2 separate regions of the Homo sapiens genome follow, and region 1 is linked to region 2. A link is an interaction called in ENCODE POLR2A ChIA-PET data of the cell type or tissue named here. Cell type or tissue: MCF 10A. All regions are shown on one strand. Links, peaks and the distances in the headings refer to the core of each region. The heading gives the core; the rest is flanking DNA.

Region 1 (4,339 bases), core at 111-4,110, 670 kb after region 2:
TCCCTGATTTCCATTGCCATGGAAAGGAGCCCTCTGGGCCTGCCTGTGGCCCTAAAGGGCTGCAGCCCTCCTCAGCACCGGCCCAGCACCCACTGGGCCCAGTATAGGGCATTCTCCAGCCTGTGCTGTCATTCTGTCGCCTGTTGTCTGGTGCTGGGAGGTAGGATTGAAGGCTTTCCTCCTGGGCGGGCTGCTCAGGTTGCAAGGTAGATCCTATATTTTTAAGCCCTGTAGAGTCTCAGCTGTCCCATTTTGAGGGTTATGCATCCTACATGGGTTCACAGAATCCCTTTCGCTGAGACTTGGAGGAATGAAGAGGACAGAGAGGGTCGAGACCCAAACCGAGCAGGCCCCGGAGGCCTCAGGGCCCTGGGGCTGAAGGGAGCTCCCTAGCCCGAGAATGCCCCTCACTATTCTCACACTCCACCTTTTGCAGCCCAAATACCCATGGATGCCCCAAGAGATTTCCCTATGAGACAGAAAATTCTAGAACACCAGGAACTCTCAAAACTAGATATTTCAAAACTCTTAAAGACCTTAAAGAGTAAATGTTTTCATTGTCGATTTAACATAGAGTTACATTAAGCAGCTAACACTTTCCCTTTCTTGAATAAGATTTCCTGTCTGTCACGTTGCCATTTGCTTTCTTCATGTTTTTGCGATGGACTGCAGCTCCCTCCATTCTGGGGAGCCTCCTGGCGCTGCAGCAATCCAGCATGACTCGGAGCTCTTTGATTTTCTTTCCCAGTTACTTTATAGCACATGAAGATGTGTTCTTACCAGTGACAGAGGGTCGGTGAGAATGACCATTTTTGTTTTCCGTATATCTGTACCTGCCACATCCATACCTTTCTCAGAAGGTCCTGGAATGACTCGTTTCTCTCTCTGCCTCTCTGGGTATTTCTCCAACCACAGGTTTGCATCCCCAGGGGGAAGCCAGCTCTCTGGTCCCTCATGCTAAGCTTTTTAAGCAGATAGTACTGCCAGGCGGTCTTTAAACCCAAGGAGGCTTGCCCCTTCCCAAGACTTCAAGGAGTTCTAGAAGAGACTGTGATATTCAGGCCAGGTCCCTGTTTGATGAACAGGGACACTCAATTCCTGGCAAGTGGGGTGAGCGCCTCCAGCCCTCCCCACCCCCATACCGGTGTGCTGGCCCAGACCCAGGGCATATTCAGGTACTTAAAGTAGCAAATGTCTCTGCTGTAAAAACCCTCACTCCGGTACTGAAAGCCCAGAGCCCAGGCTCAGGCCACAGAGGTCTGAGATATACTCTCAAGGAGGTTAGCCCATAAAAGAAACAGGTCATAGGACTGCATGTTGGGTTTGAGCCTGAAGAAAGGTGCCCATGGTTGTCATCTTCTGTGGCTGCCTGGCAGGTAACCAGATGTGCTTGGCTCTCTTAGCTTTTGGCTGTGCTATCTGTGGGGTAGTGTTTCTGATCTGTCTTCACTGCCACTCCCAGCTCTCTGAGGCTTTGTGGCTTTTTCTTGGTGGTTGGGCAGGAAGCCTCTAGAGCCTGAAGGAATTGCTGTGCTTGATGACAGGCACAGGCTATCAATGGCTATAAATCGCCTAGTGGCTGCTTCACGTATTGAAGAAGAACATGTTTGCTGTCTGTTCTGCGGATGCTTCTCTGATGGCCGGAACACAGCTGCGAAAAGATTTCGTAGAGTGACTCAGAGCAAGCGCCCAGCTCATGCCCACTGAATTAAGCAAGAGGAAGTGGCCAACTTCCGCAGCTGCTCTGAAAGCCCAACACAGCAAGGCCTGGCTGAGATGAACAACATAGATCATTCCACTGACTTTGGGCTACCCCCAAGCCAACCCCATGTGACCCCACACCTACCCCAAAGCTAGGTGAGACCCAGGGTCCACCCTCCAAGCCCGGGTTACCAGTAGGGGGTAGGTGCCAAACTGGAGAGTAGACTGTGATGAATGGGTAGCAGAGATGGCAGAGGACATGGCTCATCACCTGGGGTCGGGGACCCCGCTCTCAGCAGCTCCCTTCCCTGAGTGCCCTGGCATTGGTGTGTCTGTGTGTTCGCGAGCCCTGGCATGCCACTGCGGCTTCACAGTAGCCTCCTGGGCAGCGGCTCATCAGCTTCCAGCACAGCCTTTGTTGTTCTATAAATCTGTTAATGTTTGTGCTACCTAGAATAAGAAGGAAGGAGTCATTCTACAGAGAGGATTTATTCTTCCAGGCGCCAAAACCTTGTTCCTTACGATTATGTCCTGTTCTTTAATGGGGTCCCCTGTACTCCACAGTGTCATTCGCCTCCACACTAGATGTCCACACAATGCTGTGTATTTTCACTGATTTTGCTGGGGCCCTGCCCTGTCTTTGTCTCTGCCTTTACAGTCAGGGCCAGTTGTCACTTCTCCGTGGCTGTCCGGAGAACCTGTAGCACCCTCTCCAGCCACTCCAAGCATGAGGCTTTGTGGGGAGCGTGGAATCTGTGAGGAAGCCGAGGCAAGCTGTTAGGATTCTGTTCAATGGGAGGAAAGGCTCTGAGTGAGGTGGGAAGGAAGGACTTCCCAGGAGGCACACTTGGGTTCCCGGCCCCACCTCTGCGCTGGCTGCCCACAGGCCCTGCTTCTGCCTATTTCCTGGTTCTGCTTCATGTTTCAAAGACATAAGATCAAATGTGATTAAGTTTTAGGTAAGCAAGATATTGTGCTTATTATTGAATTGTTCTTCTTTAGTTTAACAGCCCTCCAGTTTAATCTAAATCTGTTTCCTGTCATTAAGTCTTTGGTGTAGATAAAAGATCAGTTAGCTGGTCGCTATCTTTTGTGTCATAAATCTTCTAGGAAACCATTGTTGTGATTTTTCATTGTACCGTTCCTGAAGAGGAAGGAACTTTTCATTCCTTTGGGCTTTTTTCCTGGTGAATTTCCCAGCTGTTAGTGTCATCGAGCTTAACTCTCACATCCTTAAGGCAGCATTAGCCTCAGAACCACCAGTACCTCGCTGTGTGCCCTGGGAGGCAGGTTATTACCCTTGGCTTCATGACCCATGGACAGTCCTTGCAATGGAAGGGAAACACATTTGTGGGTAGAGTGTGGAGAATGTGTGTGAAAGGCTTTCCTCGCCCAGGCAGTAAGTGCTGCGGAAACAAGCCACTTTTTATGCTAATAAGATTTGGACAGGGGTTGGGAGGTAGGGGAGTGAGTGTGTGTTGATCTGATTCCCTGTGCCCAAGAGCAAGGACAGTCACTTCATCCCAGCCCCTGCACAGTGTTGGGAACACAGAGGTGTTCAGCAGATGCTGGACAAATGTCTCCTGGGAGTATGCAGTATTTGCTCTTTTTTCCTCTCATGTTCTGTGTTCCTAACATTCTTCTATTTTGGCGGGGTGGGGAGGTAGAAGGTAGGCAGAGTCTCACTCTGTTGCCCAGGCTGGAGTACAGTGGCCCGATCTCTGCTCACTGTAACCTCTGCTTGCCGGGTTCAAGCGATTCATGTGCCTCAGCCTCCCGGGTAGCTGGGATTACAGGTGCCCTCCACCACGCCTGGCTAATTTTTGTATTTTTAGTAGAGATGGGGTTTCACTATGTTGGCCAGCCTGGTCTCGAATTCCTGGCCTCAAGGGATCTGCTCACCTCAGCCTCCCAAAGTGCTGGGATTACAGGTGTGAGCCACCACTCCTAGCCTCTTCTATTTTTTAATTACACCTCTAATTGTCTCTGAATTGTCACTGAATTAATTGTCTCCTTAATTCAGTGCAGAAGGTTTTCATAATAACACTAATATTTATGGAATAGTTAACAATAGGTCAGAGCTTATAATGTTAAATAAGATAACAAAGTTTATCTCATTTAATCCTCACTAGAATAACCCTGCGAGGTAGGTAGAAGAAGTTAGAGAGGTTAAGTAGTCTGCCTAAGGTTACCCAGGTTGTGTGTGGTTGACAGTGCCCTACCTTTCCCCCCTGACTTTAGCAATACAAGAATACTGGCAAGTTGCTGCTGCCCTCTGGGCTCTGTTATAAAGTGAAGCTGCCGATCCACAATGGAGAACCCACTCCTGCAAGGCCAGGCCTCCACAGAGGCCAGAGGCCAGAGGCCAGTAGTGGTCGGGGTGCCCAGGAAGCTGGGCTCAAACAAGGGTAACTTGCAAGAATCTTCAGGAAGCCCTTATATTCAGAATTGTGTTCTGTGCCACATGGGCCCTTTCCCACCATCAAACTTAGAAAACGACCCCTAGGAAAGTCCTCAGAGTTCATGGAAGGGCGCTGAGAAGTCTGCCCACACCCTCGTGGGTTGGAGGACCAGTTTCGCCAAGTGTTCTCTGGCCCAGTTGTAAACATCATTCGTTTGCTTGTCCAGCAAACATTAT
Region 2 (4,339 bases), core at 259-4,258:
CCAGTCGTAGGGTGCACAAAAGCCCAGGAGGTGTGGCTGGGGACCTGACACACTGCTGCCTCTGGAGATTGTGGCTGAAATGGGAAGTTTCCATTTGGCTCTGTGTGTGTGTGTGTGTGTGTGTGTGAGCGCACGTGCGCTCGTGTGCGCTCTGTGTCTGAGTGTTGGACTGTTCAAGGCTCTAGCAGGACCTGGCTCATGGCTGAGAATTTAGGGAGTGGAGCTTGCCCTTCCACGGTGGTTGTCCGTCTCTGGGGGCCAGCTTTGGGCATTGGGTGGATTTGACCACAGTGACAGCATTTGCTCTTTTTTTTTGAGACAGAGTCTCACTCTGTCACCCAGGCTGGAGTGCAGTGGCATGGTCTCGGCTCACTGCAACCCACCACCTCCCGGGTTCAAGCAATTCTCCCATCTCAGCCTCCCGAGTAGCTGGGACTACAGGCACCCACCACCACACCCGGCTAATTTTTGTATTTTTAGTAGACACGGGATTTCACCATATTGGTCAGGCTGGTCTCGAACTCCTGACCTCAGGTGATCCACCCGCCTCAGAATCCCAAAGTGTTGGGATTACAGGTGTGAGCCACCACGCCCGGCCTTGAGGGTAATTCTTTTTTTTTTGCTCGAGACAGAGTTTCGCTCTTGTTGCCCAGACTGGAGTGCAATGGCGCCATCTCAGCTCACTGCAACGTCTGCCTCCCAGGCTCAGGTGATTCTTGTGCCCCACCCAGCCTCCCACCTCCCAAGTACCTGGGATTACAGGCATGCACCACCACGCCCCGGCAATTTTTTTTTTTTTTTTTTTTTTTTTTTTTTTTTTTTTTTTTTTTTTTTTTTGTGAGACAGAGTCTCTCTCTGTCGCCCAGGCTGGAATGCAATGGCTAACTGCAAGCTCCGCCTCCCGGGTTCACGCATTCTCCTGCCTCAGCCTCCTGAGTAGCTGGGACTACAGGCGCCCGCCACCACGCCCGGCTAATTTTTTGTATTTTTAGTAGAGACGGGGTTTCACCGTGTTAACCAGGATGGTCTCGATCTCCTGACCTCGTGATCTGCCCACCTCGGCCTCCCAAAGTGCTGGGATTACAGGCGTGAGCCACCGCGCCCGGCAGCCTTCTCATTCTTCTTGCAGGAATCTTTTAAATTCGTTATTTGGAACCAGCACAAAGTGTCTTGGTACCAAGTGTAGTGATCACTCAAGACAAAAATGAAATAGACTGGAAATGTGGCAAGGCCAACTTGTATGTTCCAAAAACAGGTTCTGAAAGGAATTTTTGTTTTTCGAGACAGGGTCTCACTGTCGCCCAGGCTGGGGTGCAGTGGTGCAATCACAGCTCACTGCATCCTCGACCTCTGGACTTTAGTGACTCTCCCACCTACAGCTTCGTGCCACCACGCCAAGCTAATTTTTTTATTTTTTGTAGAGACGGGGGTCTTCCTATGTTCCCCAGGCTGGTCTTGAACTCCTGGCCTCCAGTGATCCTCCCGCCTCGGCCACCCAAGGTACTGGGATTACAGGCGTGACTCACTGTGCTCAGCCCTGAAAAGAATATTTTTTAAAACAAGTTTAAAAATAAAATATTTTGAACAGTGAAAGCAACATCTTTGAAATAATCACAACTTTCTAGGATTATTCCTTTGAAGTTCTGTTCTATTTTGATTTTTAAAAGATCTCTCTCAAGACTGTAGAGGTGCAAACAGGTTCAGGAAGAGCAGCTGACCCCCTCCTGCAGCACAGGAGGAAGGAGACAGAGCAGATCCGGGGCTGCAGCGGCTTCCCGAGGGTCCCCGCGGCCGCATCCTGCGGAGGGGTTCCAGTGTTTCTGTTTATATCTGTGTGTGGGTGTGTCTCCCTCTGGGTTGTGCACTAGCAGGCTCTGGGCGTGTCCCATCTAACAGCAGCTCATCCAGGAGGTGTTTCATCGCTGCAGGGAAATTCCAGAGGGCAGCTCCTGCCACAACTGCGGTGAGACATAATTTCCTTGGGAGGAAACCAGTTCTCAGCAGCCAGAAATGAAACAGTTTCCACTCTGGGAGGGCGCAGGAGGGTGTGGCTGCAGGCGGGGCAGAGCTACCCGCCTGGAGAGCCTGCTGGCCGGCCTGGCTCCCTGAAGCCTCCAGTCACAGTTTAAATTTAGACCTTCTATTCTGGTCCGTGCTGCTCACGCCTCACCCCGTGGCCACCGGTCAGCCAGTTTCCCCGAGCACAAGTGTGCTCCGGAGGGACAGAACACGTAGGAGGTAAACGGTGTCCTGACCTTCGTTCTGTGGTGGTGTGGAATTGTGAAGTGGAATGGAAGAAAGACCAAGGCCAGAAAAATCCTCCACCCTAACAAATTTCAGAACCAGGGACCCCATGTGCACGCGCCCCACTAACTTCACAGACAGAAACATGCTTGTCCTACAGCCGTTTGTGGAGAGTCAGCCACGTGAACCACCAAGACTCGGTCCCCCTTCACGGTCTGGTGGAAATTCAGACAAGAAGAGGGCTGATTAGTGAGCAGGAAGAGAGTGCATGTTCAGGGCAACTTGAATCTATGCCTTGAGGCAGGGGCCAGGGCGGGGAGGGAGTAGGCCAAGGGCTGTGAATCCCAGCACTTTCAGAGGCCGAGGCGAGAAGCTTGCTCAAGCCCAGGAGTTCGAGGCCAACCTAGGCAACATAGTGAGACCCAATCTCACAAAAAATACAAAAATTAGCCAGGTGTGGTGGCACACACCTGTGGTCCCATCTACTGCAGATGCTGAGGTGGGAGAATCGCTTGAGCCTGGGATCATGTGCCCCACTCACTTCACAGACAGAAATAGGCTCGTCCTGCTGCAGTGAGCTGAGATTGCACCACTGCACTCCAGCCTGGGTGACAGAGCAAGACCCTGTCTCAATCTATATATATAAACAAAGTTAGCAAAATCTATGAGAATTAAGGCCTGCTTTACCCTAAAAATTCTTTTTTAAAAATCATACACGCTGGGCGCAGTGGCTCACCCGTGTAATCCGAGCACTTTGGGAGGCCAAGGCAGGTGGATTGCTTGAGTCCAGGAGTTGGAGAGGAGCCTGGGCAATATGGTGAAACCCCGTCTCTAACAAAAAAAATACAAAAAATAGCTGGGCGTGGTGGTCTGCGCCTGTAGTCCCAGCAACTCCGGAGGCTGAGATAGGAGGATCCCTTGAGCCTGGGAGGTGGAGGTTGCAGTGAACGGAGATCATGCCACTGCACTGCAGCCTGGGTGACAGGGTGAGACCATGTCTCAGAAAAAAAAAAAAAAAAGAAAAAAAATCATATAACCATAATTCCTATAATTTCCACTTCATTCTGTTCCCTGCCCAAATGCCCCTGCCCTGACCCTCCAAATCAGTCCCCGCCTCTCACTGCCCCTCATCCTGCTTCATGTTCTCCCCAGTGGCACCATCATCTGACAGTGGCACACATCCATGTGTCTTAGCACTTCCTCCCCCAGAATGCAAGATCCAGGAGAGCAGGGACTTGGCTTTGCTCGCTGCTACGTCCCCGGTTCCTAGAGAAGTTACCTGTATTAACCAAACACTTACTAGATACCAGGTGTTGTTAAACATTTCAAATGGGTTTTCTAATTTTATCTTCATGATAACCTGTGAGGTTTTTACCCAAGTAGGAAAAGGAAGCCGGGAGAAGTTGAGGATCCTGTTCAAGGACACACAGGGAACCCGGGCAGTCTGTGCTGGCGTGTGTGCCCTTGGCCACTTCACTGACTGGGTGCCCTTTCCACCCAGCCCTGCACATGCTCTGCGAGGGAAACCACCTCTCTTACTCTCTCACTCAGCCCTTGCTGAGCTCCCTAGCCTGTCTCAGGAAGGCTGAGCCAAACCCCCAGCCCCTGCCGCCCCCACCCCCAACCATCCTGGCCAGTGCCTGGGAAGAGGTGCCTTCGTGGTGAAGGGATCCAGAATGTACACATGTCCCCAACTTATGATTTTTTGACTTTACAACGGTGTGAAAGTGAGCTGCATTCAGTAGAGACCACACTTCAAACTTTGAATTTTGATCTTTTCCCGGACTGGCGATACTGTCAGTGATGCAGCCGCAGGAGCCACAGCGCTGGGTGAGCACCGCACTCTGCGGTGGACGTGCTGCCCAAGGATTCTGATTTCCTTCCTTCCTTCCTTCTTTTTCCTTTCTTCCTTTCCTCCCTCCCTCCCTTTCTTTCTTTTTTTTTTTTTTTTTATTTTTGAGGCAGAGTCTCACTCTGTTGCCCGTCCAGGCCAGAGTGCAATGGCACCATCTCGGCTCACTGCAATCTCCGCCTGCCAGGTTCAAGGGATTCTCACGTGGCTCAGCCTCCTGAGTAGCTGGGATTACAGGCATGT

What was found. ChIA-PET counts read pairs that join two places held together with the same protein. Peaks named below come from ENCODE experiments on the same cell type or tissue, not always from the same donor. Only the 100,000 strongest peaks of a DNase experiment are listed, where the experiment ranks them.
Region 1: POLR2A ChIA-PET joins it to region 2 with 5 read pairs; 1 of 35 experiments calls an interaction of 5 or more read pairs at or near these places.

Annotation. Positions count from the first base shown.
Region 1 is chr2:232,314,083-232,318,421 of GRCh38, forward strand. All of the region lies in intron 14 of DIS3L2 (DIS3 like 3'-5' exoribonuclease 2), which reads left to right. Among named protein-coding and RNA genes, the nearest start is that of ALPP, 62 kb to the right of the region's middle. RefSeq lists an enhancer at 1,287-1,456. In MCF 10A, for the core only: a CTCF peak has its summit at 1,568; a DNase peak (open chromatin) is centred at 1,649.
Region 2 is chr2:231,640,901-231,645,239 of GRCh38, forward strand. No RefSeq gene overlaps it. Among named protein-coding and RNA genes, the nearest start is that of TEX44, 50 kb to the left of the region's middle. RefSeq lists enhancers at 2,152-2,211, 2,252-2,321, 2,502-2,641. In MCF 10A, for the core only: no CTCF peak of the experiment used is centred there; DNase peaks (open chromatin) are centred at 681 and 1,961.